Regions from separate parts of the Mus musculus genome. Here region 2 is linked to region 1. Evidence: chromatin loops called from intact Hi-C (ENCODE). Cell type or tissue: gastrocnemius. All regions are shown on one strand.

Region 1 (2,500 bases):
GAAACCAGGTGGTGGGAGGAGAAGAGGCTGGGAAAGGAGGAAGTTCCAGCGCAGGAAAGGACTAGCTGTGCCAAATGGGTTACTGTGGAAGACTCCGGCTCCAGCTCGTGGGCGCCAGACCAACTCTAAGTGGCCATTTAGAAACGAGGAGAGTGAGAGCCATGGAGGTAACAAAGAACCCTGTACTGTGGCCAGAATGTTGTGGTTATGATAATAATTTAAAAAAAAAAGAGCGCTGTAGGGGTTCACATCACAGCCCCCCAAAACTCAGAGAAAGCAGGGCACTTGGATAACTCTTTTTCTCCAGTGTCTAAAGAATTTCAGAAATCCAGATCTTCCCAGCACCCAACTTTTAGTTCAACTAAATGTTCACAGGTCAATAGCTTCTTAAGATAGAAGATCTGGTAAAGACGCGAGGAAGACAGGGCTCTCTTTCCACATCTGGGTCCGTCTCTCTAGTCCCATCTTCATATCTTTCCAACCCTGCAGCTGGAATGCCCAAATGTTCTTGACAGCAAGGGCAGAGCAGGTGTCCTGCCCTCGAGGAAGGGTCTTCAGACTAGGACACGAGCACTCTTCCCTGCTCTTAGGATGCAGCTAGCTAGCTGGACAGGTCACCATCTACTAACAAGGATCTGAGAAAACTGAAAGGCAGTTTCGCGAGCTTAGTTCTAAGTGAAGCTCCAAACAAAATGGTTCCAGTTCCAAACAGGTGGCCTTCTTAGACTGCACGCTAGGAATCATACGGACAAGGCCCAACAGAAAAGGATGCAGCGAGAAGCGGCGATGGAGTGTATATGTAAGTCTGGCCTTTCATAGCAACTCACAAACTATTACAATGATCCCCTCCGTCTCAGTCCAGGATTCCCAGACCCAAGACAGAGAAAGAATGACATGTTGCCCACTAGAAATGCAGCAGGCACTGACCTTGAATCACCTTCCAGGACTCCATCCAGCAAAAGTTAGCCTGTTTGGAGATGTCAGAGAAAACTTAGCCACCCACAGAGGAAAAGGGAAGGAGTTCCCATTGCCACCATCTACAACACCATCCTCATAGCGCCTCCTATCGATCTTGAAGACAAACTGCAGCTCAGGGGCGGCAACTTCCTGGGTTCCAGCCCCTCAGCGCCTGATCCAGAAGGCGTTGATTGGCTGCATCAGGACAACACCTTCGGAAAAAGCAGGCTCTCCACCAACCTCCCCAGAAGCACATGAGATGGAGCTCTGCTGAGCCTAGGAGAGGACTCTGTATAGAACTTCCAACGCTAGAATTCGAAAGGAACCAATTTAAAGGGGGCATTGGGTGGCACAAAGGGGCTTTGGAGATCTAAACTCAATGATCCAAAAAAAAAAAAAAAAAAAAAAAAAAAATGGGGTTGCATCCAAAGAGGTGACAGATGAACTCACCTGTCTGGTGAAGAGGATGGCTGTGTCCCAGTACTCAGGGTGCTTATCGCTCACTTTGTTCAGCTTTTTCTGCCAGGCACAGAAGTTGCGCAGAGTCAGGGCCGCGTTGCCTGTGACCTTGGGCCCAGTGTCACGATCTCCTAAGAGTAGCACCTTGACCACCACGATGTTGATAGGGTTGAGGATGCTGGGGTGGCGGTAGAGTCGCGCCGCCGTGGCCAGCAGCGTCAGTAGATAATGTTCCAAATCCGCGCCGTGAAACTTGACCATTGACTCGTCCGCCACCACCAGTGTCTCCACGTACCGTGGTATAGACACGAAGCGCTTGGCGCGCCCAGACCTGCGGCGGTTGTGGCTCTCCCCCGCGCCCGTCCGCCGTGGCTTATAAGGGTCCAGAGCCCTCAGGATGGCGGGGTTCCAGCCCGAGGCCACCCCGCAACGAGAGGTGGGGTCTCCGGAAGGCCCTACAGGAGCACCCCGGCGCTGGAGAAGGTGTGCGCCCTGGCTGTGACGCTGCGCCTCTGGCGCGCTGGTGTTGGGCAGAGGGCTAATGACATACTCCGCACCTCGGTAGCCAAAGGCTCCGCGGAGACCCCCGCATAGGCTCACAGCAGCAAAGGAGTCTGGCTCCGCGTTCACATACCCGGAATAGAAGCAGCGTCGCAGGTCTAGAGAGCTGCCAGTGAGCCTCTGCAGCGGGACACCTAGATACTCAGTAGCAAAGGCGGGAGCCAGGAACTGGGCATCTGGCGTCAGGTGTAGATAAAAGTCCTGCTGAAAAGCTGTGATCTGAAAAATGAGACCCTGATCCCCGGAGTCCTCCGTACCCCTCCTGTAGTAGTGGCGGCCATTGATGTCCGGGTCCCGTCGGATTGGAACGACCACCTCCCACTCTGGCTCGGAGCTGCCAGCAGGTCGCCAGGCGAGAGCCAGGATTGAGATGCCCAGTAGAAGCATGGCGCCGGGCCGCGCACAGACGCGCTCTGGGATGGGACTTAGCCCGGCTCCCACGGCAAGCACTGTCCCCTTGTAGCCCACACACCAACGCCCGGGACAATGGGCAGTTCCCAGAAAGGACAGCCAACCAAGTCCG
Region 2 (2,500 bases), 210 kb before region 1:
CCTGATATAGCTGTCTCGTGTGAGGCTATGCCAGTGCCTGGCAAATACAGAAGTGGATGCTCACAGTCATCTACTGGATGGGTGGAACACAGGGCCCCCAATGGAGGAGCTAGAGAAAATACCCAAGAAGCTGAAGGTGTCTGCAACTCTATAGCTGGAACAACAATATGAACTAACCAATACCCCCCAGAGCTCGTGTCTCTAGCTGCATATGTAGCAGAAGATGGCCTAGTCGGCCATCATTGGGAAGAGAGGCCCCTTGGTCTTGCAAACTTTCTATGCCCCAGTACAGGGGAACACCAGGGCCAAGAAGTAGGAGTGGGTGGGTTGGTGAGCAGGGCTGGGGGAGGGTAATAGGGGACTTTCGGGGTAGCATTTGAAATCTAAATGAAGAAAATATCTAATAAAAAATTGAAAAAAAATAAAAGAAGTATTTAACTCACCTGCATACAAAGGAAGCCATTGGCCTAAGTGTGTAAGACCTCAACCCCCTTTTCAGCATTTACTTAAAGCCTTGTAGTTGAGAGAGATTGTAGTCATACCTGACACAGCAGAAGAAAATCAAAACTGACAAGAACTCGGTCATAAAACACAGTGTGTCCTCAGGACCAGATCCCAAATTTTCCTATTTAAAAGCCGTGAGAGAATTTTTTTTAAGTCTTTGTGCTTCCAACCTGATGGACTCGACAGTCCGAAGTGTGGTGTTGGGAAAGAATTCTAAACCCCTGTAACACCCAATCAAAGCACAGCTCCTAATCTACTGAGAGAAAAGAAGCTAAAGAAATGATCACAAGACTACTTCCTGCTCGAGAATAGCTCAGAGGTAGTCAAGGCTTGCTAGTTAATCCAGGGTAGCACAGAGCCCCGCCCTAGATGAAGAGGAGCACGTGTTTCTGATAGCTTTGTCCCCACACCTCAGCTCTACCTTCCATACTGAGTTACAATGCCACCCTTCTCATCCAAGGGTCTTCCTGTAAGCCTTTCTGCATTGGCTCTTACTGAAATAGAACAATTGTAATTTCTAAGTCAAGTAGTAGAATACCAATAACATCTAGGAAAATCATTATTGAAAATGTGATTCCCTATCACTGGCTCCGACCCAGCTTTTTCTTCTCTGCCCCGGGGCCTTCTCTGAGGCAGACTGCCTAGCTGTCTCACTTGGCCTGTTCCCCGGATCACCCCCACACAGATCACAAAGGACTTTCTATGCCTTGCTTGGTCTACTGCTAGCCATAGCCCAGACCCTTGCTCTTTAAGCTGTTCAATAAAGTGGAGAAATGCTATGTAGAGGTAAGCAATTTTTATCATCGTGATCCTCGTAAAGAGCCCTGCTTAACTATTCCCTGACACTTCACCAAATTCTGGTCTCGGCTTTAAATTGCATTTGCAGAACTTGAGCTTTTCCCTAGGAGGGCATCACCAAAGTTTATTTCATGGAACACTAGCTTGACAAAGTGTTCCTAAAACACAGTGATTCCGTGATCTGAATACACATAGTCTCCTGAGTTTCTCATGATTATTCATATTCTAACCCCTCATAAAGCCATTTTTATTGGCTTTTGCCTCTTTTGATTAGCACTAGAAACCGAAAGGCTTTGGAGAAAACATTTTGGACGTGGCTGTTCTAAACTTATCTTTGAAAAGAGATTGCCAAAGAATTGGAAAATTCAGCTGAATGTGGTGGTGTAAGCTTTTCATCCCAGCACTCAGGAGACAGATAGGCAGATCCCAGAGATCAACGCCAGCCTGGCTTAGTGAATTCTAGGCCAGCCAGGGCTACATGCATAGTGAGTGCCTGTCTGAAAAACAAAAAGCGTAATTCAAATCTGTTTCTTTTTAAAAACTAACTATGATACATAAATGCCAAGTTTAATACATTTTCATGAGCTTTAAAAGCTCAGTTCACGCTTTAAGCACATATAGACATAGTAATCACAATGCCAGAGCACTGCCCTGCAAGAAGGCATTGCTCTATTCCACAGCTTCTTAGAATCCATGGTAAGGGACAGATCACATAGCTGAATGCAGGAGGATACACACGCGAGCGCGGGACCATACACACACACATCTGACAACGGTACAAGTTTGCAAACATTTGAAGACCAAAATTAACTCAAAATCAAACACGATGAATCTGAGAGCCTTCCAACAGCACTCAGCCATGCTGAACTAAGCAAGTTTACTGCAGCCTTGTTTCTGAAAACATAACACAACTATTTGGCACCATGTGAACTATACAACCAATAGTGCCTGAAACGCCTTGCTCAGCCTCAGGACCCCTGTGTGTTATGAATTACAGTGGTTTAGTTTCATTTTCTATACATGCCAAGTTTTCTGCTCTTACAAACATCTGTTCAAACACAAAATAGTGTGAAGTGGAGGAGACTTTTAATATTTCTCTTCTACCAGTCCTTAGCATGTCAATATCAAATTAGCATATCTTTGAATTGTGTTGTTAAACTATTTGACTTTTAAAATCCATTTGGGTTGTTAACTTGAG

Evidence for each region. Peaks named below come from ENCODE experiments on the same cell type or tissue, not always from the same donor. Only the 100,000 strongest peaks of a DNase experiment are listed, where the experiment ranks them.
Region 2: it touches region 1 in a loop (2.5-fold over the local background); 2 of 42 quality-filtered maps call a loop at or near these places.

The regions. Positions count from the first base shown.
Region 1 is chr9:30,919,874-30,922,373 of GRCm38, forward strand. It overlaps Adamts15 (a disintegrin-like and metallopeptidase (reprolysin type) with thrombospondin type 1 motif, 15), which reads right to left. Exons shown (of 8, transcript NM_001024139.1): 1 at 1,408-2,500. The coding sequence starts at 2,364. Among named protein-coding and RNA genes, the nearest start is that of Adamts15, 1.3 kb to the right of the region's middle. In gastrocnemius, a CTCF peak has its summit at 1,057; DNase peaks (open chromatin) are centred at 1,091, 1,879 and 2,423; H3K4me3 peaks cover 2,500 bases; H3K27ac peaks cover 2,382 bases.
Region 2 is chr9:30,709,163-30,711,662 of GRCm38, forward strand. No RefSeq gene overlaps it. Among named protein-coding and RNA genes, the nearest start is that of Gm31013, 72 kb to the right of the region's middle. In gastrocnemius, no CTCF peak of the experiment used is centred here; a DNase peak (open chromatin) is centred at 1,155.